2 separate regions of the Homo sapiens genome follow, and region 2 is linked to region 1. Evidence: chromatin loops called from intact Hi-C (ENCODE). Cell type or tissue: IMR-90. All regions are shown on one strand. Links, peaks and the distances in the headings refer to the core of each region. The heading gives the core; the rest is flanking DNA.

The links. A loop is a pair of places that touch in the nucleus more often than their neighbours do. Peaks named below come from ENCODE experiments on the same cell type or tissue, not always from the same donor. Only the 100,000 strongest peaks of a DNase experiment are listed, where the experiment ranks them.
Region 2: it touches region 1 in a loop (3.0-fold over the local background); 2 of 110 quality-filtered maps call a loop at or near these places.

What each region holds. Positions count from the first base shown.
Region 1 is chr7:81,187,631-81,204,383 of GRCh38, reverse strand. It overlaps the pseudogene LOC100420647. Among named protein-coding and RNA genes, the nearest start is that of SEMA3C, 280 kb to the right of the region's middle. In IMR-90, for the core only: no CTCF peak of the experiment used is centred there; a DNase peak (open chromatin) is centred at 9,133.
Region 2 is chr7:81,127,084-81,143,836 of GRCh38, reverse strand. No RefSeq gene overlaps it. Among named protein-coding and RNA genes, the nearest start is that of SEMA3C, 220 kb to the right of the region's middle. In IMR-90, for the core only: no CTCF peak of the experiment used is centred there; no DNase peak of the experiment used is centred there.

The sequences.
Region 1 (16,753 bases), core at 5,426-13,425:
AGTTTTACATAATTTTACATTAGAGTTCTCTTTAGACCATAGCATGCAAAAGGATGTGATCTGTATAACAGTAAAGGTAACATAAAAGTTAAACTGTTCTACATACTATGCAAATATTCACTCACATAAAAGTAAACATCTTAATAAGTTAATTTTCAACTATCCATCAAGAGCCTACTTTATAGTTGGAATTCTATAATGAATGCTCAGTTTATTTTTTATTTTTATTTTTTGTGACAGAGTCTTGCTCTGTTGCCGAGGCTGGAGTGCAGTGGCGCAATCTTGGCTCACTGCAACTTCTGCCTCCCAGGTTCAAGCGATTCTCCTGCATCAGCCTCCCGAGTAGCTGGGACTACAGGTGCGCAGCACCATGCTGGCTGATTTTTGTATTTTTAGTAGGGACGGGGTTTCACCATGTTGGCCAGGCTACTTTCAAACTCCTGGCCTCGAGTGATTCACCAGCATCTGCCTCCCAAAGTGCTGGGATTCAGGCTTGAGCCACCGCGCCCAGCTGGTCAGTTTAATTAGTGAGTTAATCCTATAAATTCTTACTGAGTCGTTATTATATTGAACACTATGCTAGTTGATAATGGTATACAGGTGGAAAAAAAAGACCAAAAAACTAATTTCACTTAGTTGAGAAGTGATAGAAGCCAGTTGAAATATAGTTTTGACTAAAAAGTAATGTATAGAATATTAAGGCAGATCAATGTAAATCTGCTTGGAAAAGAGTCTGCAGTGTTTCTGAATACATAAGTATAATAGATGCATTCTCCAATAGACATCAGCTTCCAGAAGGAAATGGTCCAGTTTTACTAATAAGTATGTATTTTTGACGGCCATGTAGCCACATGGATAAAGATCGTGGTAAAATCAAGTATCTGAAATTGTGTCACCTTTTGCTTAACATATTTCAGCCTCCCCACCCCCCCAACAAAGTGGTGCCACTCACCAATCTTTGTCATTCTATTTAAGGACACTGCTTTTTTTTTTTTGCTTTTTTTTTTGAGACAGAGTCTCACTGTGTCGCCCAGGCTGGAGTCCAATGGCGTGATCTCGGCCCGCTGCAACCTCCACCTCCCAGGTTCAAGAGATTCTCTTGCCTCAGCCTCCCAAGTAACTGGGATTACAGGGTCATGCCACCATGTTCAGCTAAGTTTTGTATTTTTAGTAGAGACGGGGTTTCACCATGATGGCCAGACTGCTCTTAAACTCCTGAAGTCTGGTGATTCGCCCACCTCTGCCTCCCATAGTTCTGGGATTACAGGTGTGAGCCAGCATGCCTGGCCGGACACTGCTTTTTTAATCACTCATGCACGGAGCTATTTTAAAGAAAAGTTATATAACCTTTTGAGCATAATTAGAAGTGGGTCTTCTTTGTGCTTCTATTTATCAGTTTATGCATAATGCTATTAAACACTGCTATTTCTATTTGAATATGAGTAACTATACAGCAAATTATTACTTTTATCTTCTTTTTCAAAAGAAATGTTGCTAAAGGAAGTATTAAGGTTTTTTTTAATTTTAGGAATCTGCATAAAATGGACAGGGTACATTAGGTGAATATTCTATGTGTGTTTCTAATGTTTTGATCTTGGAAACTTAAGTGGACACATCTAAAAATGATGATAGTATCAATTCCTCATACCAATTTGGTAAAAAACAAAACATATGCTGTCTGTGCACATCAGAATTAGAAGTAAATCACTCACTCTCTCTCTCTGTGTGTATGTGCGTGTGTTTATAGAGAGAAAGAGTGCAAAATTAAATATAGTTCCTTGTTAATTAAAGTCATGAAAATATATTGCTCTAATTTTAAAGTTATTTAAGGTATTTTTTAATTCATACATTAGCCACGTTATTAATGAGCAATTACACATGCTATATTATAGACTATGTTTTTAACAACCACAAATAAGTTTATAGTAAGGTTACAATAGTCACATACTATGACACAAACATAGCCATTTAGCTGCACCTGAAGAGCAATTTTTCTAGAATTGTAGATTTCATGATTCTTTTTTCCATGAAAAGAATTTACTATCGCATTGATTTAATGATTCTTTTTCCATAAGGATTATTTACTGAAAGCTCAATCTATAAAGTAATCTCACAGTAACTAAACGAGGACATATGTGATGCTGGAGGACCAATTCTTGTTTCTCTTAAACCTGGCTGTACCACTAACTGATTGCATAGATTTAAGCAAGTTAAATAACCTCTCCTGTCTCATTTTCCTTCTCTGTATTACGGAAATGATACTAGTGCATAATTTATATTTTTGTTATGAAGAATACCAGCAATAATATATGTAAATGGTTCAGTGACTGACAAAGAGTTGACCCTCAACTAATGTTAACCTACGATAACCAAATGCATAGATGTTTATATTAATTTTTTAATGGAGATAAAGCCTAATGTAAAAACTTATGATAATTGGGTGAAGTACATAAATTGAGTACAATTTATGTACTCTGACTTTATAATTTAATCTGTGTGATTGTTCACTTCAGTCCTGTTTCTCCATTCACAATAAATTAAACTTAACAACAATAAAAAATTCCTTTTCAGTAGCAAAAGAAATGAAACAACATAATATAGCAGAAAAATATGGAATTTACAGATACATTGGACTTAAATTTTGAATTTAAAGTAACCAATCTTTTAATTGTTTAAAATAAACTTTTAGTTTTAGAACAGTTTTACACTTACAGAATAATTGTGAAGACAACATAGAGAGTTCCCATGAAGCCCACACCAAGTTTACTCTATTACTAAAATCTTACATTGATACGGTACATTTGTCACAATTAATGGACCAACGCTGATACATTATTATTAAAGTTTATATTTTATTCTGACTTCTTTAGTTTTTGCCTAATGTGCTTTTTCTGTTTTGGGATCACATTTAGGATAGCGTATTATGTTTGGTCGTCACATCTCCGTAGGCTCCTCTTGGCTATGACGGTTTCTCAGACTTCCTTTGTTTTTGATGACCTTGACAGTTTTGAAGTGTTCTGGGCAGATATTTTGTAGACTGTCCCTCAATTGGGGTTTGTCTCATGTTGTTTAATGATTAGACAGGGGTTATATGTTTTCAGGAGGAAGATAGCAGAGAGAAAATGCCATTTGCATCACTTGAGAAGTCATTTAAAATTTATGAGACCTCAACATACTTTTACAAAATAGAGTGAAAATAAATTTTATATTGTTTCCCAGAGATGTTTAAAGTTTAACAAAGAAATACATATCAAAAGTTATGAGACAAGGCAGGATCACTTGAGCCCAGGAGTTCGAGACCAGCTTGGGCAACATAGCGAGACCCTGTCTCTACAAAAATGTTCCAAAACTGTCTGGAACAAATGACAATTTGGGATCCCCTTTTATAAAGGAGAGTAGGATTGTGAGGAAGACAAGATAGAGGAGTCACGGAAGGTGATGGAGGGAACTTACTCCACTCCAAAAAGAAATAAACCCATCTCCTTTTGAAACAGTATTAATGGCTACCAAAGAACAGAGAGACTGGTTTTTATGGCTTTATTTACAAATATGGCAGGAGAGCCTTTAGAGTAGAATTGGTCCACTTTTGCATGAACCCATGAGAAAAAATCAGCTAATTATTTACCTAATAATTGTATTTGAAACATCTAACTCTGTGTCATACATGTTATTTATACTCTACTTCCAAGATATGAATCTAAGAACTCTGTTACTCTGTATGTAGACAAACGCCACAATCTGATTTTGTCTCAGAGCTGCTATTATATATCTGGGAAATCACATTCTGAAAGCATTGTGGTTTTTTGCTCCCCACCTTCTGCCTCAGATATAATCTGGGATGAGATTAATATGGAAAAATACGAAGAAAAATAATTTACCTTGAGAATTGTTTGGGAGGAAAAAACAACAAAAGTTGATAAGACATGCTTTTGATGAGATAGTCAAAATGAGTTACCATTGATCATCATGAAGTTTTATATTCAAAGATGAGTTTGTCAAATACTTTTTCCGTCTCAGAGAACCCATACATTACAACAAAGCATATAGAGGATATGAGCTGGGGTAACGGACATTACTGCTCCTTACATTTCAATGGCTGCTGATCAGCCATATGGCTCACCTAACCATCAATTTGGGAAAATAAGTTTGTGTGACAAAGAGGAGAGAAAAGGAGACTATTTCAATAATCCAAGGGTAAGGAGGAAATGATCTAAACCAAGATGGGGTAAGAAAATAGGTAGGAACAAATAAATGTAAATGATTAGGAAAAGGAAAGATTAATTGATAGAGCTTGAAAATGGACTCAATATGAGAGTCAAAATGGAAAGGAGTTCATTGAGACTTGAAGGTTGCAAATCTAGCAAGATATTAAATTTAAAATTTTGTTAATCAATAACATGAACTCCCAAGTAAAAGCTCTAAGACTACTTTGGGGAGTAGGACCACATCTATCTATATATCTGTAACTATCTACATCTACATCTATCTATATACACGTACACCTACATGTACATAATGAACATCTGTGTATTCTGCTTTAAAGAGAAAATTGTTATGGAAAATTATCTTAGTTCTGGTTTATTAAAGAAGAATAGATTCATTAGTAATGCATGTCTAAAAAAGTTGACAATATTCCTAGAGTTATTTCATTTACATCCCTTTAACCCAGTGCACAGGTTAAACTTATCCCTCATGGTAGAGGTAGGTATGCAGTAGATAAACCACAGTTGAACCTTGAAATCTTGAATTGTAATGTTTATAAACCTAAGTAACCACATCTTTGATGAGAACACACCTTTAATTCCAAAAATATTTTGGCAAAGCTACTTTGAGCAATATTATCTCTGGCAAAGAATACTTAATTTCATACTTACAGATGTTATTTTGCCAACATACACCTCAGCTAACCACCTAACTATGAGAAATTTGACCTCTGATAGTGTTCGCTCAATCTAAATTTTATAACCTTGTCCTCAGGGAATTGATTTTTTAAACACCATGCAAATCCATTATTGAACCAGTAAATAGTGATGGAGTAGAAAGAAACCTGTACATTTATTCAGCTTTAATTACACTTCCACTGATTTCTGTCTCATAATTTAAATAGAGCAACAATAACAACAACAACAAAATTAGAGGAAAATGAATTCCATGTCCACTAACAATTAGATGGATAAACTAGTTATGACTTTGGCATTTGGCTGTGTAGCTAAATATCTTTATATTAGTTCTGTAAGTATATGGAGTAGAGATGGAAGCACACATAAATTGTTTAAAATGTATTTATATTATTGAAAAAGAAAACTAGGAATACCTAAAAGTTTATTCATCAGCTCTGGTTGTACAACCATACTCCTGATGTTGATCATCTCCACATGGCTATTTATCCGTATTTCTTGGATAAGGGATTTCTTGAGAGAGTTCCAAAGTCATTTTCAAATCTTGGACCTTATTCCAAAGCACAGCAGACACAGTTACCAATAATGCAAAGAACCTAAAACAAATACAAATTTCTTGAGAATATCTTGGATTAAATTAGTCATTTCCTACTTCTAGTGCTCCATATTGATTTTGTTAAATGAGGATATGTAATTTAAAAAAAGAGAGTTCACTTGCAGATTATCAAAAACATGCAAATTTAATTGACAATGAGATACAGTTTTGAAAAATCATTTTAAATACCTAACACTGTTGAGGGTGTCATACAGATAAGTTGCTACTACACACTTTACAGCTAACAATTTCTACCAGAGCAAGCTATTTGAGAATCATTTCATCTCCCATCTCCAATCTCAAAAGAAAAATTTTTGTATTTTTTCACTGAGAAAATGTTAAGTGATCAAACAGGAAATATCCCATGTCACAGTCCATAGACTTGTCTATATCTATCACTACATTTTGCCTTTCATTCTGGTCAAAACAGATAAACTTTCTCTGTTTCTATCTAAAACCAACCCCTCCACAGAGTCTGAGCTATAGCACACATCTTTTTCTCTTCTAATTCTTTCATTTGCATCATACATTTTCCTTGACTGATCTACCATTACCATCAGCCTACCATCATCCTGAAATTATTACCATCTTACAGGGTCTCCCAGACACTATATCATTCTTTAGTTAAACTTTTCCTAATGAAGAACTTTATTACAACAAACCTTTTTATCTCCAGTTTCTCACCTCCAAATTTCTCCTAAATCTAATCCTAAAATTGTATTTAAAACATTTTATTAAAACTGGTTGTGACAAGGTTATCAATGACCTTTTTTTCATATCGAATTATCAATTCTCAGTTCTCTTCTTATGCAATCCACTGCTGCCATTTGATACTGTTATCACTTCCTTCTTATTTGCATTTTTCCTTCCACTGAATTTTGTGATTTCATACTTTACTAGGTTTCATTTTACGTCCATGTTTACTTTTTCTGTCTCCGTTGCTGGCTCCTGTCTTCCATATATTGAAGTGCTGGATTTTCTTCTGTCATCATTTATGTTTATGCCAGTCTAATGACTTTACAAACCTCCTAAACTTAGAACATCTCAAGCCATTCCCTGGGTCCAAATATGAAAATGCAACCTTTTACTTGGTTGTGTGAGAAGGGCTGAAGAATGTGGAGAAGAGAGATATGATAAAGGGCAGACAAAAACTTGTTAAAGGGCATTTCGCAGACAGAAAGAAACAAATACCCGCTTGCTGAGGGACAGGATGCTCAACTTTCATTACAAAGATGTTAGTGTTTGAAAGATGTGACCCCTGCCTCCTCCCCTCAGCTGAATCCTGCATGAGGCAATTCACACTTATTGGTTGGTGCAAAAGTAATTGCAAACATTAAATGGGAAAGGTTATTTTTGTGAACATTTAAAAAATGGTCCCAGTTCCACATCTGGGTCCATGTGAGGCCAAATAGAAACTGCAGATGGAGAAAAGCAAGATAATCTATTACCTAAGCAAGTTAAGCAGAAGCAGGAAAATAGAGCCAGAAGGGACCACGATGATGCAAAGTCCTCCTGAGATTTCTCAGAAATGTAGAGAAAGTAACGTAAATAATGTGATCTAAACCTTTACAGGTAGTGATGACAGCTAATTTCTGGATTACACATGCACATTTGCATCTGAAGACTATTGTCAACAAGGAGGAAGCGTGATATGAAAAGCTGACGTGAAATAAAATATTTAATTATTTTCTGAAATTCATTTCCATTCAATGCCTGTGCTAATAAATGGAATGTGAAGATAAAATTCAATAGGGAGAAATGGACATAATTGAAATTTTCTCATCATGTATCCTTTACCTGGCACATCAGAAAATATCTTACATAGGACTAAGTGCCAAAAATCATCCTCTGAATTAAAATATATGGCCTCAATCACACTTCAAACACATCTGGATTTACATAAATTAAAGTAATTTAGCTTAATATGGAAGAGAATATGACATGTATATGAGACATATTTCACGTGAAAAGATTTTAGAATTGAGTGAATCTAGGATTAATCAACTTAAATTAATCTAAGAGTTACTTAGAATTTACTTGCGTATTATAATTTCATGAATTTTTCATGAGGTAAATGAATGCCAGGTTAACAAAGTGGCCTGTAATTTTTTTCTTTCCTGAAATTCCTTATCAAAATCACATTAATATGCAATGTATCAAAGTCATGCAGAAAACTCAATTCCCAGTGTTCCTAGATTTTTTTTTCCCAGAGGACAATGACTGCATTTTATATTTCTTAGTTTATAAACTACTTGGAGTTGGTTGTAATATTTACCAACAACAGACTTGAATGTGTAAAGCCAGTGCTCCAGAGGCTATTACCTTGTAGATGTGTTGATCCGGATTTTGGTTTTCAGTCAACAGATTCATGGAGATGCCTTGGGTTTTGTTTCATGTTTCAAATCTTTCCATCCTATTTAGATGTTTCCCATACAAGTGGAATTTTGTGTTAGAATAGCAAAGCAAAACATTTAGACTATTAAGCCACTTATTAATTAATTTATTTTTTTGAAACGGAGTCTTGCTCTGTCGCCAGACTGGAATGCAGTGGCCCCATCTTGGCTCACTGCAACCTCTGCCTCCAGGGTTCAAACGATTCTCCTGCCTCACCCTTCCAAGTAGCTGGGACTAGAGGCACGCATCACCACACCCAGCTAAATTTTTGTATTTTTAGTAGAGGAGGGGTCTCACCGTGTTGGCCAGGATGGTCTTGATCTCCTGACCTCGTGATCCACCAGCCTCGGCCTCCCAAAGTGCTGGGATTACAGGCATGAGCCACCGCCCCCAGCCTAAACCACTTATTTAAATATTAGATAAGTAATTTAGAACAAAGTATAAGGTAATTTAAACTAGCTGAAACTAGATTCTGCTTTTTCTTTTATCCACCTATTCTTAATCTCTAAAGTTTATTTTTGAGATTCTCTCAGGCTTGAGTAAAGTGACTCTAAATCATTCTTGAAGCAAAGAAAAAAGCTTGTCATATCAAAGCCCAGGTAAGTATACAGTTTCTAGTCTCTTTCCCCAGATACTTCAAGTTTCATTTGCTCTTGAATCGTCTGCCTTTGTGCTCTTTATTGCAGGGTAAACTATTGTTTGATTGCTGGACTCTGATATTACTTAGAGAGCTACATGAATTCCCTAAGAATTGTGTTAATCTCCAGAACAGTTTGAGATTGCCTTGCTTGCACTATTAGTTAGTATTTCTGAATCTGCAACGTTCCACAATCCCCCGCAGGTAAAATGAAATCACCCTAGCATGCTATATTTACCATAATTGAATCCGCATAAATGTCACTTATGTACCCTGCTGAATCTAAAAAAAAAGTTGAAAAAGATAAAAACTTAAAAACACCAAAAAAAAAGAAGCATCACTTAAGGACTTGGTATCCAATGTAATAGGGCCAGATATAGCGTTTATATTAACATGATGCTAGCTGCTGTAAAAACACTTCAGATGTATGGTGGTCCAAATATTATAAAAATTTATTTCTCATTTAATAAAGGCCAAAATAGATTTTAAAAAGAAAGAAAAATGCAAACTAATCTGTATTAGTCAGGGTTCTCCAAAGGGAGAGAACTACTAGGATACATGTATATATGAAAGGGAGTTTATTAAGGAGAAGTGACTCACACAATCACAAGTTGAAGTCTCACAATAGGCCATCTGCAGCTGAAGAGCCAGGAAGCTAGGAGTAGCTCAGTCTGAGTCCCAAAGCCTCAAAAGTAGAGAAGTTGACAGTGCAGCCTTCAGTCTGTGGCCGAAGGCCTGAGAGCCCCAGGCAAACCAAGAGTCCAAAGCTCAAGGAACCTGGTGTCTGATGTTCAAGAGCAGGAAGTATCCAGCATGGGAGAAAGATGAAAGCCGGAAGACTCAGAAAGCCAGCTTATCCCACCTTCTTCCACCCGTTTTGTTCTAGCCACACTGGCAGCCAATTGGATGGTGCGCACCCACACTGAAGGTGGGTGTTCGTCTACCAGTCTATTGACGCCAGTGTTAATCTCCTCTGGCAACACCCTCACAGACACACCCAGAAACAATACTTTGCATCCTTCAGTCCAATCAAGTTGACACAATATTAACTATCACATAAACTAAATGTTTTTCAAGTTCATGTTACTTCAGTAAACTTCGATAAATAAGAATATTGTTAGTTAATTAAAATGGTCATGCCTTCAGAGTTGTCAGAATTATACAGAAGGCAAACACACGATTTCTCTCTCCATTAGACGTTTAAAATCCTAAGATAATGGGTTCAACCTAAGAACAAATGCACAAGTGCAGTGTCCATCGATGTATGTATATAAAGCACGACAATAAAACAAAACCCCAATTATTCAACTTTCTACATTCTTACTTTTGTGATCCTTGCCTAACATGCAGATACTGTAAAAATAATTGACAGGGAAATACCTTGAGATGATGACCTTTGTCTAATATCCTATTTAAGATTTTTAAGTAATCTAAGCATAATTGTGAAGAACAAGTTAATTAAATAAATGTAAGTGGAATAAAAGTTTGTAAATGAACTTTTTAACAATAGAAAACGAAAAATAAGCAAAATGATTTTAGAAACTTTCGACAAAATAGAGACGTATATGGAAAAAATTAACCACTACTTTGAAACACGCATTCCATGTTTCCTGAGGCTACCATTAAAAATTCCCACAAATTTAGTGACTTAAAACAACAGAAATTTATTCTTTCACAGTTCTGGAGGCTAGAGGTATGAAATTAAGCAAGGCCATGCTCCTTCCAAGACTCTAAGGGTGAATTCATGTCTTCCATCCTAACCTTTGTACTATTGTTGCCATACATTTTACATTTTCCTGTGTTATAAACCCTACACTCCATTATTTGTCCTTCATCTATTTTATTTCAAAAATATTTAAATATTAAGAAAACAGTCAATTTCATTTTTCTAGGTAATTACCAGCATTTTCCATTGCTTTGTGTGGATCCAGATTTTCATCTAGTATCATTTTCCTTCTGTCCCCCAAAAATGATTTTGACATTTCTTTTTTCTGGTAATGAATTATTTTACCTTTGATGTCCATTTTTCTTTTTAATTTTGTCTTAATTTTTGAAATGAGTCTAGAATTCTAAGTTGGCAAATATTTCTCTTTCAGCACATTAAAAATATTGTTCCACTGTTTGCTGGTTTGCAATGATTCCAACAGGATATCTGGTGCAATCCTAATTTTTGGTCCTTGGCATGTGGGGTATGTGAGTGTGTGTGTGTGTGTGTGTGTGTGTGTGTGTGTGTGTGTGTATTATTTTCCTCTGTTGCTTGCAAGTTTTTCTCTTCATCACTGGTATTAAGCAATTTCATTACTATGTGACTTGGTATAGATCTTCATGTTTATCGTGACTGGGATTCGTTGAGCATCCTAGATCTGTGGGTTTATAACATTTATTAAAATTGGAAATAAATGTTTTTATAAGTATTCTTACATTTTTTCTGCCTTCCCCCCTCTCTTCTCTGCTTTGGGAATGTTAATTACATGTATGTTGGGGTGCTTCAAATTGTTGCTATTCACCAATCCACTGTTTTTGTTCGTTTTTTTGTTTTTTTTTTTTAATTCACTTTTCTTTCCGGGTTTCATTTGGGATAGTTTCTACTGCTGTGCCTTCAAGTTCACTAAACTTTTTCTATGTATGTCTAATATGTCCCAATATTCCATTAAGCAGGTCCAGTGTATTGTTTATTTCAGACATTGTAATTTTACCTCTAGAAATTGAATTTAGGTCTTTCATGTATCATATGTATCTATTTAACAGGTTCAACATATCTTCTAGATTCTTGAATGCATAGAATACAATTATAACTGTCATTATATCCTTCTATGCTTACTCTTTCATCTGTTCCATTTAATGGATCAGTTTCAAATAATCGATTTTTCTACTCATTATAGATTGTATTTCCCTAGTTTCTTGAATCCTAATAATTTTTGTATTGGATACTAAACATTGGAAATTGTACATTGTTAGGTGTTAATTTGTTAGTGTTGCTCTGCACTATGGTTATATTACATTAAAACAGTTTTATCTTTTTGGGTTTTGTTTTTATTTTATATTTTTTCATTAGAAATGCAACAGTGTTTAGCATGCAGCTAATTCTCCCTACTCCTGAGGCAAAATTCTCTGGGTGCTTATCCTATGCCCCATGGGTTTGATGAAGTTTTGATCTCTAGCTGCTTGAAACAGAAATACTTCCAGCCCTGTGAAATTCCCAGAGATCATTCCCTTTAATCACATCAAGCAGTCCATTTGTTGGCTTTAGCTAAGTTTCTTCACACATATAGACTGATCAGTATCATTTTATTATTTATTTATTTATGTATTTATTTATGGTATTTAGTTATTTCAGGCTACAGGCAATTTTGGTACCTGTTGCTACATCTTGGCCAGAATAAGACATGTCTGAATTATATTTTTATGGGCAACTGTGACCCAAATGTGATGTATTTATTTTATTTTGGTACAAAATTAAATTCAAATATAGTAACTTAAATTCAACTATAGTACAAACAACAATATATTTAAAGATCATGAAAACTGAAGTACATGAAGTACAAAGTGGCAAATTGGGTCATTTCCTTTACAACATGATTCTATACTGTCATTTGAACACATATAAAATAACACTGAGGAACTGAAGTGAAACATGTCACAAATATTACAGTTGCCATGTGTGCTTTCAAGTGTGTCTTCTAGAATTGACTTGCCATCCCAAGACTTCATTACGGGGAGAACTATAGTTATTTTACAGACTAAAAACTTTTCCCATTTGAAATACTACAGAATTTTAAGGCCAATATACTGTGGGTTCATTTCTCTTAACCTGCAGGGTCGAATGCAATGCTTTACTCAAAATCCATTAAGCTTCCAGTTCAAATCTTAACCCGACCTTATAACCTTCTGCATGGAAGTTTTTCCCATCAGTTTAAGCTGACAGGATCACTTTGACTCCTGATGGAAAGGTTTCAGTATACCCGTGTGCATTCAGACTGGCATGAGTTACTCTACCAAATGCAGAAGATCTATAATCCAGCTTGTATACTGTAGTAAAGCAAAATCGGGTGTTGTCACTACCAGCTCTCCAAACAAGATTTTTTGGAGTTTCAATTTTCTCATTAACCTTCTTGCATACAAAACTTTCAAGTTCAGTGCCATCATTCACATGAGATTACAGCTAGAGGTGTGCAGCTTTGTGAACCAGGGTGAAATGATTCTCTGATAGTTTGGATTTGCTTGTGTCAGAAATCATCTGACAGCCATCAAGGCAAAGTTCGAAGGCCAGCAGAGCCCAACCATAAAGCGTTGGTCTAGAAAAATCTCCAGCAGTAGTACTGCCAAGTAATACTGCCAAGACTTACTTATTCACATGTAGAGGAAGCCTTCAATTTTCCGCATTTAGAACAAATATCATTTCAAAAGTCACTTGCAGTTGGCATTTCAGTCAATTGTTTTTCCAAAGCTATTTCTGTCCCATGAACATTATCTTTGTTTCATTTTTGGATAAAGGTAACTTTATTCTGTCAATGACAGGTTAGCTATTTGGCAGCTTTTAGCTGGATCATACTTGGTGAGAAGAAGCCCATATTATTGGACTGTACATAGAACCCATTCCTGCCTCTGACTTTGGAGTCATTGCACAGGGTTGGCTGAGACTGGCACACACCAGACAGATGAGTCATATTTCTTACTTGTTGATGAATACCTCTTTTGCTGACAGTCCTCTCTAGTGTGTGCTGATATGAGACACAAAGATCCACAGACTTTCTGCTGACCTACATAAGTCTATCTTTATGCCTCTTCCTGAAACCACTTTGGCTCTGATTTTCCATCTTGTTATTTGCAGGCTCCAGTTAGACCTGCCAGTTGATTAAATACTGCTTAGGAGTCTGTATACACATTTATGTCAGGTTAATTCCCTTTTCATACAAAGTTGATGAGCATATGTGCCGTTTCTTACCAACTGATGGCACTTCACTTAGCTTTGTCCTTTGGAGACGATCAGCACTGTCTTCGAGGGACCCCCATGTGTGGAGCTGTAGTGCTGCAGCAGTCCAACATATTAGGCTGATTCATGCAATAACCAGACCTGAGAATTTTCCCGTTTTGAAGCTGATTAAAGGGACCCATCCCCAAAAGGTCATTGCTATAAGTTGAGTGAGAGGCAAAAAATGCAGCAAAGGTAGGTGATTTGAGGCAGTGAGCTATCGATTCACATACTTATACCCTCTGGACCAGCAAGCTTGGACCTAATTTCAAGTCTACTATTTCCATCATAAAATGGATTTGTACTCCTCATAACTTGGTAGATAGGATAATACCCAGATAATGATGCAGTGCTCTGTTTTCATGGTTACTTGACCTCAGACAGAGCTCAATAGCATACAAGTAGCTAATTTTCAAATGGTGAGTAGTTCTTTGGGACAGAAAGCCTATTCTCCCTCTAGATTCTAGGGATCCATACTGATATTTCGTATAACATTATGCTGGTGATTTCTTGTAGAATTCCTACTTACCTATCTTTAGCTATCAAGGATATCTTTGATTTTGTTAGGATTTCCAAGTGGGAGGGAAGGTTACTCTGCAGGCTGGACCTGCCCCAGAGCCCTTTCTTCCTCAGAGTTTCATTCAAAATAGGTAGTCTTCACAGTCATATAATGAATAGGTCAGAGAGCCACTTTCAATTATAGAATATACTTCCCTAAAATCCAAAGAGGTCCAAAAAGCACTGTGCCTCTTTCTTAGTGGTAGAAGATTCAAGATCCAATAACTTTCATTTACTTGGCATGCTCCAGATCATTTTATCCCTAAAAAAAACTCAAGTTGATATGGCAGGCCCTAGATTGCTATAGGGTTTATCTCTACAACAGTCTGCCATTATCTTGTCAGCATACTCACAGTACTTGGAATTTCTTGTCTACCATGTCAAATTAGCCTAATGTCATCAATATAGTTGGTCAGCATGATTTTCTGCAAAACATAAATAGTAAAGTTTTCTAGACTATATAGTGACAAAGAGAAGGACAATTAACATAGCTTTTAGACATAGACAACAATGTGACTGTTGATCTTTCCATATAAGTGTAAACTATTTCTGATCATTTTTACTGATTTATTAGATCAAATGTCACACACCAAGGGTAAAATGCTATGTTAATATAATCCAGAGAAGATGTTACATAAGGCACAGCAACTGCAGTTGGGGCTAACACTTTATGAAGTTTAGGGTAATCCATTATCCTCTTTCACATCCGTTTGACTTCTCTTGCCATGAAATAGAAGGAATGTACATTGATACAATGAGGAAAACCATCCCTGTTAATTCTTTGAGGGTTGTGCCAAACTCTGTAATTCCTCCTGGCATGTAGTTTTGCTTCCGATTTACTATCTTGAGTGGGAACAAGGGGGAGGGATATTTTACGGGCTTCCAGTTGAATATTTTTACTATCATAGTAGCTCTTACTCCACAAACTAGAGATGCAATGTGGGAGTTTTGCCTGTTGCTCAGTATAATCCCCCCAATTATATACTTTGGGGTTGGAAAAACGATCACAGGATGGGTCCACCATCCCACTGAAACCACTATGAAATAAACTTGGGACCCAACTCCATTTATCATCTGGCCTTTATAGTTCTCTAACTGAGGAGGCATGGTGATATGTCAGGTCCACAGGTAGTGTCAGCTCAAACTGTGTAGGCCACAACCCTCAAAAGATCTGGGTGTCTACATCACAAGATATCTTTAGGTCCTTTAGAGGAAGGTTTGGATAATGTTGTACGTGATTGCAGTGAGACTGTCAGAGCCCTTCTTCAGAGAAAGCCACACTCCTTTTAGAACAATAGGTCCTGAGTTTGTCACTTGGCTCAAATCTAGAAATTCGGCAAGAGATTATGATTTTTTCATCTTGGTGGTAGAAAGCCTTTTATTTTTAAAGAATTTTTTTTGGTTACAAAAGTTTTTTAGTTTTAATATTTTTTAAATCTGGTTATACAAGTCAAACAATATCTTAGTTAGGAGCCTATCTTTCTCACCACTGGAAATAATATAATATATTAGCCATCATACAGAGCTTTGCAAATTAAAACACCAAGACTGCCACCTCTTTCTTGCTATAATGGTAATTGCACCTACTTTGTGTCTGATGGGTAAGTATCATCACTTGCTTTTGCCTATTATGGGAACATATCAGGTCTATTGATAATAAGTCTAATTCCAGGGTAGTTTCTCTTACCTTCAATCCTATACTATACACGACAACTACATTGAGCCTGTCAATTATGCCGATACCCCCTCACTAGTGCATCCATTTCTAATTGCCTAAGGGAAAGAAATAACTTCTGGGCCACGTAGGGAACATAGTTAATTCCCAGGACCTAGGAAACATAGACAATTTCTGGTCTCACATAATAAGTTCATTAGGTACTGGGCCCAGTTTTTTTAACTCAAATTTTTATCTCAAAAAAACAGGTTACTTTTTTGTTTGCTTTTAACAGATGGGCCCAACTTTTGCCCAATTTTCTCACGTGCCCAATTTTTGGAGCGTTTAGCCACTTACCTTCATACTTTGCCAAGGCAGTCCCAGTATCTGCACCTTATTTTCACCAGTCCTTCACTATTGTCAGAATTTCAAAGTGATTCCGGTATAATAGTGGATCTCAAACTTTAACATACATTTGAGTCACTTAGAAGCCTTCTTAAATAGCAGATTCTGGGCCCCATCCCTCAAATTTCTATTTCATATGTCTAGGGAAGTGAAAAGAATGTGTGTTTCTAGCAAGTTCCCAGGTGGTTCTAATGCTGCTGGTCCAGGGACTACACTTGGAGAAGCATTGTTGTAATCAGTGCTGATTCTTCCATCTCTGTCTCATTCCAGTGTAATACATCTGGGAGTCTCAGGAAATGTGATGTTGAAGCATATTAACAATTGTCACCACCCTACTTACCAAGTATGTTTTCCTTATTGAAATCTGACTCGGCAGTGACCCAATTCCAGAATCCCAACATGAAGGGCTGCTTTCCAGACTCTGTGTAACAAGCTGTCCTGGTTTGGCTTCACTGTGAAAGCCAAACCAGAGGTAAGGACCTAGGAATATATAGTGAATAGGAAAGGCAATCTCAGAAAATAAAAGTGAGATTATGGGAAAAGTAAGACAGGGAAGTGTTAACTGGCAGTAACTACCATGTTATCAAGTTGGTTACTACTGTAAATAACTCAGAGACTATCCCTCTGGTGATATCCCATT
Region 2 (16,753 bases), core at 4,637-12,636, 60 kb after region 1:
TTCCTTGCATCCCAAGAGCTCTACAATCAGCAAGTGGCAAATCCAGCCAGACTTGCGTCCTTCCTTTCAGGGCAATGAGTTCCCGTTGGCCCCAGGTGCATCCAGAGATGCATCTGGGAACCAGGGCCTGGAGTCAGAAGCCTTAGGAATCTGCCTGGTGCTTTATTCTACTGTGGCTAAGCTGGCACCCAAGCTGCAACACAAAGTCTTCCTCACTCCTCCCTCCCATTTCCTCAAGCAGAGGAGTCTCCTTCCAGTAACCACCAGCATCCCAGGCCCACAGCAGGTACTGCCTGGACACTGCTGATCTACACTCAAGGCTCAAGGGCTCTTCAGTAAGCTCATGGTCAATGTTGCCAGTTCTGAGTTTTGCTCTTCAAGGCAGTGGACTCCCTCCTGGCCCAGAGGATGTCCAGAAATGCCATCCAGGATCCAAAGCCTAGAATCAGGGACCTCAGGAGTCTGCTTGGTGCTCTACCCCACTGTGGCCATGCTGGTACCCAAGCTGCAAGACAATGTTCCCTTTTCTCTTCCCTCTTCTTTCCTCAAGCAAAAGGGAGTCTCTCTCCATAGCCACCACAGCTGGGAATGTGGCAGGTCTCACCTGAAGCCAGTATACCTCTGAGTCTCACCCAAGGCCCACGGCAAGTAGAACCTGAGTACCCCTGCTGATTATTCAGGGCCCAAGGGCTTTTTAGTCAGCAGTTGATTAACTCTGCCAGGACTAGCTCCTTCCCTTCAAGGCAGCAGTTTCCTTTCTTACCCACAGTGTGTTTAGAAATGTTGTCCAGTAGCTAGGGCCTGGAATAGAGGCCTTAGGAATCTGTCTGGTGCCCTATTGTGTCCGGAATTGGTGGGTTCTTGGTCTCACTGACTTCAAGAATGAAGCTGCGGACCCTCGCGGTGAGTGTTACAGTTCTTAAAGGCGGCGTGTCCGGAGTTTGTTCCTTCTGATGTTCGGATGTGTTCGGAGTTTCTTCCTTCTGGTGGGTTCCTGGTCTTGCTGGCTCAGGAGCGAAGCTGCAGACCTTCGCCGTGAATGTTACAGCTCTTAAGGTGGTGCATCTGGAGTTGTTCGTTCCTCCCAGTGGGTTCGTGGTCTCGCTGGCTTCAGGAGTGAAGCTGCAGACCTTCATGGTGAGTGTTACAGCTCATAAAGGCAGTGTGGACCCAAAGAGTGAGCAGTAGCAAGATTTATTGCAAACAGTGAAAGAACAAAGCTTTCACAGTGTGGAAGGGGACCCCAGCGGGTTGCCACTGCTGGCTCGGGCAGCCTGCTTTTATTCTCTTATCTGGCCTCACCCACATCCTGCTGATTGGTCCATTTTACAGAGAGCGGAGTGGTCTGTTTTGAAAGGGTACTGATTGGTGTGTTTATAATCCTTGAACTAGATGCAAAGGTTCTCCACCTCCCCACTAGATTAGCTAGATACAGAGTGTGGACACAAAGGTTCTCCAAGTCCCCACCAGAGTAGCTAGATACAGAGTATCAATTGGTGCATTCACAAACCCTGAACTAGACACAGGTGCTGATTGGTGTGTTTACAAACCTTGAGCTAGATACAGAGTGTCGATTGGTGTATTTACAATCCCTTAGCTAGACAGAAAGGTTCTCCAAGTCCCCACTAGAATCAGGAGCCCAGCTAGCTTCACCCAGTGGATCCCGCACCGGGGCCGCAGGTGGAGCTGCCTGCCAGTCCCGCGCCATGTGCCCGCACTCCTCAGCCCTTGGGTGGTCGTTGGGACTGGGCCCCGTGGAGCAGGGGGCGGCGCTTGTCGGGGAGGCTCCAGCCACACAGGAGCCCACGGAGTGGGGGAGAGGCTCAGGCATGGCGGGCTGCAGGTCCGGAGCCCTGCCCCTCGGGGAGGCAGCTAAGGCCCAGCGAGAAATCGAGTGCAGCGCCGGTGGGCCGGCACTGCTTGGGGACCCAGCACACCCTCCGCAGCCGCTGGCCCGGGTGCTAAGCCCCTCATTGCCCAGGGCCGGCAGAGCCGGCCGGCCGCTCAGAGTGTGGGGCCCGCCGAGCCCACACCCACCCAGAACTCGCGCTGGCCGGCAAGCAGCCCCGGTTCCCGCCCGCTCCTCTCCCTTCACACCTCCCGGCAAGCTGAGGGAGCCGGCTCCGGCCTTGGCCAGCCCAGAAAGGGGCTCCCACAGTGCAGTGGCGGGCTGAAGGGCTCCTCAAGTGCGGCCAGAGTGAGTGCCAAGGCTGTGGAGGCGCTGAGAGCAAGCGAGGGCTGTGTGGCACCTCTCACTATTCTACTGTGGCTGAGCTGGTATCCAAGTTGTAAGACAAAGTCCTCTTTACTCTTCCCCTCTCTATCCTCAAGCAGAGGGAAGGAATCTCTCCCGGAACCGAAACTGTGAGTTGTACTGCCTGGGGTTGGAGGAGGGGTGATGCAAACACACCCTTGGCCCCCATGGCTAGTATCTCAATAGATCATATGCCCCAAGTCCACTAGTTCCGAGCCCAGGACAGCACCAGGACTTGTCTAGAAACTACAGTCCTTGTGGCCTAGACTGTCTTTCAGGTTTATTTAGGACCCCACAGTGCTTTTGCCACCAGTGTTGGGGCTAGTTAGACTCAGGTTTTCACAGCAGGCAAGGACAATTTGCCTCTGGTTAGGGCTGGTATAAATGCTCTCTCCATTGGTGTCAGCCAAGCTCTGCCCCATGTCGTTTGCTGCTGTGACAGAGCAGCACTGAGTTCTAATGAAGGTCCCATAGTCACCACACTGTCTCCTCATCAGGAGCGCAGATTCTCTCTGCACCATGTGGCTGCTGCCAGGGAGTAGGGGAGGGGTGTTGTAGGTGGTTCAAAACTGTCTTTCCTGCCCCCTCCAGTGCTTCTTACTGAGATCACTCACCTGACTTTTGAATGTTATGAAATGTTTTTGTTTTGTTTTGTTTTGTGGATAGTTCCTCAATTTGGTGTTCCTGCATGGGGAGGGGAAGATCACAGGAGGCTTCTGTTAGACCATCTTGCTCCACTTCCTCCTCACGCACTAGAATTTTCAGTCTATATGAAACACATAACAATTTCACTGGTTAAATAAATATTCATCAATTTGTTCATAACACGAATGCATCTGCTTAACAGGGACTAAAAAAAAAAAAAAAAACAACCAAGATTCTGCTTTTCAAGAATCATAGGACTTGGGGAAAATTTATATGCCTATGCTAGAGAGAACATCCCTGAAGTAATATAAACAAGTATCCAAAATGAGCATATATAAATACTAAATGCAATGTAATGGAAGAAACAGTATGGGCTGGGGTCAGTCCAGCTTCCTGGAAGAAATTTGGCCAAATAGCTGTGCAACTCTGGGGGGATAGTTTAACCTTTGTGAATCTCACTGACCTCATCTGTGAATGAGGAGCTTGTTCTCCATAATTTCAGCCTGCATGCAATTCTCATGGTCTATGAAGTCATGTTTCTCAGCTTAACTCCATAGGAGTGGAAGTCGTGTATTGGCAAAGGCAAAGAGTACGCCTTTCTTGAAAGGCAAGCACAAAGTTCACTGGTTAGACATTTGTTCAACAATTTTAACAAGGCTTGTCTCAGAGGATATTTGGGGAAATGAGCTTAAAATTGTATATATGTTGGCTGGCTTGACTAACTAAACAAGTCAGCTAATTTGTAGTCTTCCTATTTACACAATTATGTTAATATAAACTGCCACTTATTAGCATTTTATTATATGCCAGGCATGCTACATTATTTTCTCACTGCACCTTACTACAACTACTGAGACTAGGTATTACATTCATTTTACAGATGAAAAAGATGAGACTCAATGAATTTAACAAGACAAGAAGTGAAGAACTAGGATTTAAGGACAAAACTGACTGGTTCTGATGCATGTTATTTTTCCACCAGGAATAACACGGCTCTCTCTAATATTTAGGCAGCGCTTACTGGGGCACTGCTGAAAGGATTTCACAAGCATTTAATTCATTCCATTCTCAAACGATCCCATGACATATGCATACTTTTTAATCCCTGTTTTATAGATGAGAAATATGAAAAACAGAAAAATTAAGTAACTTGTGGGAAACTACACAGCTACTAAGAAGCAGAGCTAGGATACACTGTGCCATGAATTCTTTCCCATATAACGCTGTGTAAATGCCAGGTGGGTGTATATGACTATTACAGTGTATTAGATGGGGTAGATAACTCATGTTACCATGTCTCAGTTATTTCTTAAATACTGGGCAAAATGAATGAAATGATGCACAGTAAAGGACCTACCCAAATGTTAGGTAAATTGTTTTATCCATCCAGAGTCAAAGGAATATTTGCTTTGCCACGTGTGAAAAATGCCTAATAGATTTTCTTATCAGGGGGCTATCACTGCTAATAAACAGAAAAATTTCATTGGCAATTACTACATAGCTAAGGGTTTTACTTGAATTCAACTTTTAACTGCATTTATCCTCAAGCAGCAAGGGATTTTTTTTGCAGGTAAATTGTATGTTATGTAGACATTATTGTTCCATATGAGATCAAAGAAAATTCTTTCCTATTCATTTTATTATGCCAAAGAGCTGAGGAGGGTCTTGGAATGTTTTTAGATAAGAATTGAATGAGAAAACTTAACAGTTTTTAATCCTATCTTTAGAGAGTTTTTTAAAATAAATTAACCTAAAGTGAAAAGTAGTCATATCCACTAATACTAGAAATATGAACTTTCTCTTGAAAAAAAAAAAAGAGGAAGTATGTATAAGACTGCATTCCTGGAGGACTTTCCTCTTTATTCAAGTCCATAAAACAGAATGATTGCTTCCTTTCCATATCCCAGTATCACATGTCAGAATAATGATGTTCTCTGACATTTATTAGAAACATTACTGTATTTTTACTGTAATGTCTTGGTGGCTAAAAACGATAAAAGTATTTATGAATGTAAGTCCAAGTTCTTCTATTCATTATCAAGTTACCAAGAAATTCCTCAAGTAAAGAAATATATGATTGAAATAACAGAAAATAGAGAAGGAAGGAAGGAGAAGGAAGAGGAGAATTAGGAAGTCAAAATATTATAAATACTCATAAAAAATAATATTTTAGCCAGAAATTCATACCACTAATTGCTTATAAAAGAAGTTCTAGGTCAGAGTTTGGCAAATTGTGTTCTGTAAAGGACCAAATAATAAATATTTTAGTGTTCATGAGCCATAAGATCTCTCTTGCAACTATTCAAAATCTGCTATTTCTGGTGACAGGATGGCCATAAACTACTTGTAAACAAATGGATATAGCTGTGATCCCATAATATTTTGTTTAAAAAAACTGGTGGAGGGCCAATTTGACTCTCAGGTCCTCTCTAAATCATAATGCTGAGATGATATCCTAGTGCTTTTTGATAGAATTTTCCACTTTGAATGAAATGTTCTATATCTGTGCTGTTCAACATGGTAGCCACTAGTCACATGTGGCTACTGAGCATTTGAGATATGGCTAGTGAGAGTGAAGAATTGAGTTTGACATTTTATTTGATTTTAATCATTTTATATTTAAGTAGGCATATGTGAGTAGTGGCTACATATTGGACTGCATACTATATTTCTTTGCTTCTTATATTTTAACCTGAGAGTATAATTACAGAATTTCTTTTTATTGCTAATTAACAAAAAGAAGTTTTTTATACATTGAGTTTTCCAAAGTGCAAAACTTTAAAAGATACAAAAATTTACACTATGTATCAAAAAATTAAAAGACCATTTAACCTATTTTATAGTATATAATATCCATATACACAAACAAAAAAATACAGCACATATCTGTCTTTACACTTTAAAGCCTCCCTAGCTTTAAGATGAAATTGTGGCAAAAGCTACAGATGTGAGAAAAATATGGTTAAAACAAATAAAACATTTAATTTTGCTCATTCTATATATTTTACTATTAATGAACTAAACAAATACCTCGAATGTAATTCCAGATAGAAATTTCCAAAAGGTATGTGGCATCATTACATATAGCAAAGCATTGCTCTAAAAGGGTTACAGCATAATTTGATGAAAAGAAACTGAGCTTTGTAATCAAAAGCTTTGAGTTCAAGATTCTGCTTTATTCTTACTACTCAAATGGTATTTTCAAAATATTACTTTATTTCTTGAAGTCACAGTTTCACAGTTTTCCTTGGAGGTAAAATCAAGATATACATATCACCCATTAAAACAAGTTGTGGTGGGGATTGTGGGGTTTAAATAATATGTACACCCTACATATACCATAAACTGCTACACAGATATCTGTTTTCATTATTCTCAAAAAGAGAAAGAATAAATAATACAGTAGCCAGAGTCTTTATGGCCACCTTAAATCATGTGTTGAAATCATAATCCCCAAAGTGATGGTATTAACAGTTTTGGCCCTTGGAAGGTGATCAGGTCATGAGGGTGGAGTCCTCATAAATAGGATTAGTGCCCTTATAAAAGACCTGAGAGAGCTCCCTCACTCTTTCCACCATGATAGGATACAGCGAGAAGGCACTATTCTATGAACCAGGAAATGGGCGCTCGCCAGACACTGACTCTGCAGCACCTAAATCTTGGACTTCCCAGGTTCCAGAACTGTGAGAAATAATTTATCTAATTCATATGCCAATGAGTCACAGTATTTTGTTATAACAGCCTAAATGGACTAGACAGATGCATATCCCACGTGTACTCTGCCTGAAAATGCCTAAAACTAGCTCATCTCTCCTACCCCTCCTAACGAGTGCTCACCTTTTTGACTGGTAACCTAATGCTGCAGTTATCAACCTCAGCATTCACTTCTGAAGAGACAGTCATTATATTAAGTTCCTGGAAAAATGTTTCCACAGTGCTAGAATTTTTGAACTCTCTTATAGTTAACAGCAGAGCAGAGAAAGAAAGAAGGAGAAAGAGCTTATTTAGAGACATAAACAGGCTGGGCGTGGTGGCTCACGCCTGTAATCTCAGCACTTTGGGAGGCTGAGGCGGGCAGATCACAAGGTCAGGAGATCGAGACCATCCTCGCTAACACAGTGAAACCCTGTCTCTACTAAAAATACAAAAAATTAGCCGGGCATGGTGGTGGACACCTGTAGTCCCAGCTGCTGAGGAGGCTGAGGCAGGAAATGGCGTGAACCAGGGAGGTGGAGTTCGCAGTGAGCAGAGATCACACCACTGCACTCCAGCCTGTGTGACAGAGCAAGACTCCATCTCAAAAAAAAAGAAAAAAGAAAAAGAGAGACATAAACAAAAAAATCAATGACAGCCCAAGTGTGTTGCTTAGGAAATGGATTTAAAAAAATAATAAATCTGCTTTATATTTATCGAGCAGGCATCATTGTCATGCAGGGGAAAAGTCAACGTTGTCTTAAGTGGGAGGTTTCTGTTCCAGGACTAAGAAAGCCATTCACTCCATTTCCAACAATGGCTTTCCACTCAAATATTCAAGAGTGATGGGTGCTTCACAGACCTTCTACTCCTCTTCACTTCAGACTAGCCATATCCATATTTGATCTGTGAGAAAGAAGTGGTGAGAGGGAAGAAATGGGAAAAGAGCTTTTCACCAGTTGTTTCCTGCTCACCAAAATATATATTTAGTTCTTGCAAGCCTAAGGATTATAATAACAGTTTTTTCTTGTTATAACTATAAAAAATAGACTGTTAATGTTTTGTTACTGTTTACTGCCACTTCTATGTCCACTCCAAATTAGCAACTTAAAAAAGTCCCTTGAGTGAGACTTGGGGGAAGTGATATACTAGAAAATTAATGATCAGCTTGCTAAAAAAAATGCACTTACAAATGTTAGCAAAATTAATGCCACCACTAGATTGCTAACATAAAAAGCCCTGCTGAGAACTACATTACATAATTTTAGACATAAAGCTTACTTTAGACCAGGTGCGGTGGCTCACACCTGTAACCTAGCACTTTGGGAGGCCAAGGAGGGTGTATCATGAGGTCAGGAGATCGTGACCAGCCTGGCTGACATGGTGAAACCCTGTCTCTACTAAAAATACAAAAAATTAGGTGGGCATGGTGGCGCACACCTGTAATCCCAGCTACTTGGGAGGCTGAGGCAGGAGAATTGCTTGAACCCAGGTTGCAGTGAGCTGAGATCGTGCCACTGCACTCCAGCCTGGACGACAGAGCAAGACTCCGTCTCAAAAAACAAACAAACAAATAAAAAAAAACTTACTTTAAGTGACTATACCCACCTTATTTGCAGTTTACACCTATAACTTGAAGTACACTCAGGTTTTATTATTCTATTGTCAGCATAGTGTGACAAAAGAGACAGACTCTAAATAAATGGTTTTAATCTGACTCAGCAAATAAGTTGCTCCTGTCGTTGATGCAAGATCATAGTTCATCATGAATATGGACTGACATTTCCTTTTACCTTAATCAGTAAGACAAATGTGATAAAACAGAGATGTATGTCTAACCTTCACTCGTTTGTCAATGATGTGAGTAACTTCTTTGCTGAATAAAATAATCTTTCATGAATACTGAAAGATTTTTTCAGATTTTAGGCTATTTTTGGACTATTCACAATGTAAATGGATGCAGATACAACACACTTTTAAACATAATTTGCATTATTAATATATCCTTCATCATTTTATTACATCAAAGCCATCCAAAAACCTAAATCAAGCCTTCTAATTGCCATGGCACCAATTTTCTCATCATGTCCTATTTCACACTACCAACATGACATCAACGAACACAGTGTTGAAAAACTACACAGAAGTAAACCACTATATAGCATTTCCACCATATATATGAAGACCATAATATAGATAACAAAATTATTAGAAAAGTATACATTTAAGTATTAGTCCTTTGTCTTGTCTGCAATTTGTAAAAAAGAGTATACATGAAGTGCAATAAAATGCAGCACAATTAAACAAGCTATGCTTTCTAGTCAATGGAAATTATGTTAAATCTATTTCATATATATACATTTTAACAGTTTTAAAAGTAAAAATTCAATATCCCAACTAATACAAATACATTTAACAATCAAATATTTATTGTTTACCAGTATAATAAAAATAAGGATCAAAATCTATTGAATACTATTATAAACTGACTTGTTCCCTACAAATTCATATCTTGAAGTCCTGACCCCACTGTGACTGTATTTGGAGTTAGGGCCTTTAGGGAGGTAACTGGAATTAAATGAGGATGTAAGGGTGTGCCCTAATCCAGCAGGTCTGGAGTTCTTGTAAGAAGAGAAAGAGACACCAGAGCCCTCTCTCTCCAGCACTGTGAGAAAATAAACTTCTGTTGTTTAAGCCATCCCATCTGTGATATTTTGTTATGGTAGCCTGAGCAAACTAAAACAGATTTTTAAACTGTCGTGAGTATTTCCTCTTTATTTTGTTATGAATTGTGTGTGTGTGTGTGTGTGTGTGTGTGTGTGTTTATAAGAAGTATCTTGTTTTCTTCCCTCATTATTCTCTTATCATGTACATAAAATGCATTAACTTTATATTGTAGTATTTAAGTGTTGTTAGCGTTACATCATTGTACTTAAGTTATGAGATGTTACTTTCTGAATGTTTGTGTTTCCCCAAAATTCCTATGTTGAAACCCAATTCCCAGTGTGATTGTATTAAGAAATGAGGCCGGCTAGGCGCAGTGGCTCACGCTTGTAATCCTAGCACTTTGGAAGGCCAAGGCAGGCAGATCACCTGAGGTCAGGAGTTTGAGATCAGCCTGACCAACATGGGGAAACCCCATCTCTACTAAAAATACAAAATTAGCCAAGCATGGTGGTGCATGCCTGTAATCCCAGCTACTCGGAGGGTGAGGCAGGAGAACCGCTTGAATCCAGGAGGTGGAGGTTGTGGTGAGCCGAGATCGTGCCATTGGACTCCAGCCTGGGCAACAAGAGCAAAACTCTGTCTCTTTCATACACACACACACACACACACACACACACACACACACACACTTACACAGAAATGGGGCCTTTGGAGATGATTAAGTCATGAGGGTGGAGTTTTCATGAGTGAGACTAGTGTCATTATAAGGAGCTGCCAAGGCCAGAGTTCTCCCCTTCTACCATGTGAGGACACAGGGAGAAGGCACCGTCTATGAAGAAGAGAAAGCCCAACAGATCAAATTTGCTGGCACCTTGATCTTGGCATTCTTTAGAAACACTAGTTTAGCATACTGCATAAATAATACCTGTATTTGTCTGTTCTCATGCTGCTAATAGAGACATACCTAAGGCTGGGTAATTTATAAAGGAAAGAGTTTTAATTGACTCACAGTTCCACATGGCTGGGGAGGCCTCACAGTCATGGTGGAAGGAGAAGGGGAAGCAACATGTCTTGACATGTTTTACATGGCAGCAGGCAGGAGAGCTTATGTAGAGGAACTCCCTTTTATAAAACCATCAGATCTCTTCAGACTTATTCACTATCAAGAGAACATCACAGGAAAGACCCTTCCCCATGATTCTATTACCTCCCACTGGGTCCCTCCCATGACGTGGGAATATGGGAGCTACAATTCAAGATGAGATTTGGGTGGGGACACAGCCAAACTGTATCAATACCTGTTATATACTAGGCATTCAATAAAAAGTTTTTCAATTAATAAATGAATAAATAAGTAAAACTAAAGACCAAAGCACTGTTCTTTTCTTCTAGAACATTTGCCTGATCACTTCAGGACAGTAACATTCAATGTTGAACACTGGAAGTAGTTAAATAACTTACTCTTTTTGCTTTAATTGTCCTTGAGTCTAGGGAAGGAGGTGAGGTTCATTTCAGGTTCTACAGGATGGCTAGAGAATGGGGGAATTTGGTTGAGAACTTAGGGTATGTCACATGTGAATGTTGGCAATGAGATTGGAGAAATGGGTATTGGCCAGCTATGAAACTCAAATGAGTAGTAATCTTCTATTTACAAATAATAAAATATTTTCTACAGAGAGAAGAAGAATATTGCCTAAAGATTTTGAAAGCAATAGAAGAACTGGATCTGAGAAGAAAGAGGACACAGAGCTCAGGTGTACCATAATAAAATGAGAGTACCACAGCAGAGTTTGCAGCCAGAGTCAAAGGCAGGTGAAACTGAAGGAATTCTTCACTGATCTGGCTGGCATTGCTCTCCTTTGTAGTGCAAATTTTCTCGTCATATTCAAGTTTTGTTTGCATCAAACAGTATTTCTAAATCTGACTCATTTTCTGTTCACTGCTAGGATAATGCTATTGCCTGTCTGAAAGTATCTAATCAGAGGGTGGAGGCATGGAAGAGATAATCTCTCTCCACCTATTGTCTAGCCAGCATCCCTCGAGGTCCACATTGCTGTCTAGTGTCACTGTTCTTTACATATTATTCAAACCGACAATCATCTGCAATATGTGATTTAAGAATATATAGAATATAGGTCGGGCACAGTGGCTCACACCTGTAATCCCAACACTTGGGGAAGCCGAGGCAGGCAGATCACCTGAGGCCAGGAGTTCGAGGCCAGACTGGCTAACATGGTGAAACTCTGTTTCTACTAAAAATACAAAAATTATTCAGGTGTGGAGGCACGTACCTGTAATCCCAGCTACTCGGGAGGCTGAGGCAGAAGAATCGCTTGAACCCAGGAGGTGGAGGTTGCAGTGAGCCAAATCACACCACTGCACTCCAGCCTGGGTGGCAGAGTCAGACTCTGTCCCAGAAGAAAAAAATATATGTATGTGTGTGTGTGTGTGTGTGCATATATATATATATATATATGCACAGCTAGGTCAGGAGGTATTTCTTGCCACAGATGCACAGCATACCTAGAACTAGGTTTTCCCACTTATATTCTAGGTTAATAATATTTTTTGGCCACGGGTCTGGACTCCTTTGTTTTTCATAATGTGCTACCCCTTTGGAGGGGTGGTTTTGTTGCACATTTCTGCTCGTGGATTTCAATCAGGATATTTCAATCATCAGAGATGCCTAATTGTACTGATCATCAAATATGAAAGGGGTCTGAGCCTCAGTTGTTTACTTCCCCAAACCTACTTGCCACCCTAAGCAATTTTTCCAGTTCCTTCTCAAAAACCTTTATGTTTTATGTAACAAAGTCTGTGAGAGTTGGAAAACTCTTACCAAGCCAATTTATTTGTCTCATATAAAAATAAAGTAGACAAGAAGGACCTTAAAATTAAAAGAATAAAAACATTTGAATGAAAGAGGGCTGTACTATATTCGAATATATACTTTCTTCCTGGCTAAGTTATTCTAAAGAGTCTGAGCATAAAGTAATTTTGTATCTAGATCTGAATACTGGAAATATAATTTCTTGCTAATAGAAATTATTAAATCCCACTGGAAAGAAGAAATGCATCTCTCTATCCTAGAGATCTTTTCAATGATTTTATTTTTCTATAAGCCCAAATTGTTACAACAAGTAGTTACACTGTGTGCAGTATACATATAGATCCTGTAGAGTTGCTGCTCACTACAGATACTTAATGGCAAAGCTTTTTCTTTACAAAGAAGTGAAACCCACACAGAACAAAAATATAAAAGTTAGCTTTTTAAAAGATAAAAAATTGAAGTCAAACTGCAAGAGGTACAGCCAGTTGATTAAAAAAAAAATAAACAAGAAAACATTAGCTTCGATTGCTTGAAGTCTTACAAAGAAAGTATGGGAATCAATGACACACACTTCCATCTTCCCTTTTTGGGCTACATGGATTTTTTATTTCTGATATTTTTTGCCTGTCAACAGATTAGTTTTCTCAGATTATTCATCGTGTCTATCTCCATAACTCAGCTTAGCCCTGGTTTTCCTTCGTCAGAGGAGCTCCAATCCACCAATGTTCATAACCATTCAACTCCCAAGACCATTATCAACCAATTGAAGATGTTTGCAAAAGAAACCTTATCCCTTTGACCTATAGTTGGGTGGATTTCTTTGGGTCCAATACTCATCTACAGCTCAATTGGCAATGGACAGGAAAAACTGTTTGTGGTATAAATCTGACAACCTATACTCATTCTTTCAGTAGAGAATGTGATCTAAGCAGGCATGAAAAAATATGTGCTACAAATGAACAATGGAGTCCTTGTTCATCAACAACTTAACAATTTCTGGAAGATAAGTAATAATCATACATATCGGGCTTATAAGAATGAATCTAAAGTAAAGGACTTTATGCAGTGAAAATACAATTCTAGTATGATTTCTGTAATAGGTTCTGGTAAAAATTCAATGTAAAAGTTGGAATAAGAGCCTTATAAACATTTTCTTGTTCATCTACAAGAAACACATAAAATGATATGAGCAAAATGACACAAATGCTATACAATTCTAAGATGCATGTTAATTTTTATTTGAAGTGTCTTTTGTGATATAAAATATTTTAGGTGGATGACAAATACCCTGACATAGTAAATCCAGCTAGAATAAATATAATTTTAGCTAAAGTTGTGCATAATAGGTGTTTCTTAAAATAATAATTTTCCCAGTTGACAAATTAAATATGGAAACAGATATCAATGGAAATAATTTTTCATTAATCACTGCATACAAGGTCATACATTTCTTCAGTTCCATAGACATATAACAGACTTATAATTAGAACTTAGTTCATTTTGTTTCTATTTCTATTCACCACCGTTCCTGTGCAGAGATCTTGGTGCTGTGGCACACTCTCTGCTCCACACCTGGACCTCGTTCCAGGTTTTTGGTGCACCTGCCCTCATGGAATAACAGCTTGGGCCACCACTTCCTTTTCATGCAAATAATTTGATGCAGGGGCACTCCCCCATCTCTAGACCCAGATGTAGTTCCACGTATTTGGCACACCTTCGTCCATGAATTAGGAGTTTAAGCTACCCCTCTAATCCCGTGCAACAACCTTGTGGTGGTGGTTGTTTCTCCACTCCTTCTCCATGCATATCATCCAGCTTAAAGCATACCTGCTCCACTGGGTTAGAAGCTTGATCTACCTCATCTACCCCTTGCAGCAGCTACTTTTCTGTCCCATGCCAGGACATATTTCCAGACACTTGGCGCACCTGCTTACTTGGATTAGGAGCATCAGATACCTCCCCTCTTCAAGTGCAGAGATCTTAGCGCAGCAGCGTGCTCTCTACTTGGTTCCCAGGCATATATCAAGGCATTTGGAGCACTGACACTTCTAAATTAGGAGTTTAGTCTGCCCCATCTTCCTGTGCAGATAAGTTGGGGTAGCAGAGGTTTCCCAACTCCAAATCTAGACACACCTCTGGATACTTTGTGGCCACCCCCAAGAACCCTTCAGAACTGGTGCTTTGCCTTCCATTGGGGAACCTATAGGTGAGCTTCTTCATCTTGGGCCCCCCTCCGTGGCTGAGCAGGGAGCTCAGACCACTGTGCATTCCACAGATCAGCCCATTACCTGAGGCAACAGAGAGCTTCTCCCAGTAATTAAGGATCAATTATATACACATCCACATTGGCTGTAGCCAGTTCTTACCCATAAGAACCACCCACTGGCCTATGACATAAGCTTCCAGAAATCTCCACCATTTTAGCCCTTCAGGATACAGTGAGCCTGTTCAAACATCCAGTACATTGTTGCTACAATCAGCATTTGGGAAAGCCACCATACAAAGGCTATTTACAACGAAGGAACTTATACAGACTCTTTGCCACTGAAAGCATCCAGAACCAAAGCCAAAGGACTCTATACAGCATACATTATAGACACCTCCTTGAGAAGGAAAAGAGCCTCATCCAAACAAAAGCAAATTCAAAAAATAAAGAGAGATAGCTTATCTAGATGACAAAGAACCAGAGAAACAACTCTGAAAGTATGAAAAAACTGAGTGTTACAACAGCCGCAATGAACACTAACTCTCCAGCAACAGATCCTAACCAAAATGAAATCTTTGAAGTACCATATTAATAATTCAAAATACTGATCTTAAAGGAGCTCATTGAGATTGAAGAGAAAGCTGAAAACATACACAAAGATATCAGAAAAGCAATTCAGAATCTGAAAAATGATATTGACATCATTGAAAAAAATAGAACTGAAAATAAAAAAAAAATTGAAGGAATTACAAAATACAATTGAAACCTTTAAAAATAGTATAGACTTAGTGAAAGAAAGAATTTTAGAGCTAGAAGACAGGTCCTTCAAATTAGCCCAATTAGATAAAAAAAAAAGTTACAAAATGAACAAAGCCTTGGAGAAATATGGGATTATGTAAAGCATCCAAACCCACAGATTACAGGTACACCATAGGAAGAAGAAGAAAAAGTAAAAAGTATGGAAAAACTACTTGAGAAAATTATTCAGGAAAACTTCCCAGGTCTTGGGAGAGATTTAGATATACTGATACAAGAAGGCTAGAGAACTCCTGGAAGATAAATTTCAAGAAGGGCCTCACCAAGACACAGAGTCATCGGACTAGCAAAAGACAATGCATAGGAAGAAAATCTTAAGAGCAGAAAGAGAGAATTATCTAACTGCCTATAAAGGAAATCCCATCTGACTAACTTCTAAGCAAAAACTCTGCAAGCAAGAAGAGACTGGGAGCCTACTTTTAGCCTCCTTAAAGAAAAAAAAAATGCCAGCCAAGAATTTTATTTCCTGTCAAACTAAGCTTCATAAGACTAAGCTTTCCCAGACAAACAAATGCTAAGGAAATTCGTCACCACTAGACTGGGTCCTACAAGAAATGCTCAAAGGAATTCTAAACATGGAAACAAAAGGACCATACTCACCATCATGAAAGGACACTTAAGTACAAAGCTCACTGATTGAAACTCCAAAGAAACTAGCTAACAGCACTAAGACAGGAACAAAACCTCACATACTAAAATTAACTTTGAATGTAAATGACATAAATGATCCACTTAAAATATACAAATTGGAAAATTCGATTAAAAAAACCCGCTCAACCAGGAGAGACAAACCTGCAGATCAAAGACAGCTATAGATTCAAAGTAAGAGGGTAGAAAAAGCTTTATCACACAAATGGAAAACAAAAGAGAGGAGGAGCAGCCATTCTCATATAAGATAAAACAGACTTCCAACCAACAACAGTAAAAGGGACAAGGAAGGGCATTATAATATTAAGGATACAATAAAACAAGAAGATTTAACTGTCCGAAATATATATGCACCCAACACCTGAGCACCCACATTCATAAAACAAAAAACACTAGGCCTAAGAAATCAGGTTAATAGCAATACAATAATCATGGGGTTTTCAATACTCCAATGACATCACTAGAGAGATCATCAAGGCAGAAAATCAACAAAGAAACTCTGGACTGCTGGGTGCAGTGACTCACGCCTGTAATCCCAGCACTTTGGGAGGCCGAGGAGGGTGGATCACAAGGTCAGGAGATCAACATCATCCTGGCAAACACGGTGAAACCCTGTCTCTACTAAAATACAAAAAATTAGCCGGGTGTGGTGGCGGGGGCCTGTAGTCCCAGCTACTCGAGAGGCTGAGGCAGGAGAATGGCGTGAACCCGGAGGCGGAGCTTGCAGTGAGCCGAGATCGCGCCACGGCACTACAGCCTGGGTGACAGAGCGAGACTCCGTCTCAAAAAAAAAAAAAAAAAAAAAGAAAGAAAGAAAGAAAGAAACTCTAGACTTAAACTAGGCTATAGACCAAATCCAAATGGACCTACTGGACATTTACAGAATATTTCATCCAACAATGACAGAATATGTGGTTCTGCTCATGGAACATTCTACAAAATCAACCATATGTTTGGTCATAAAGCAAGTCTCAATAAATTTTTTTAAAGTTAA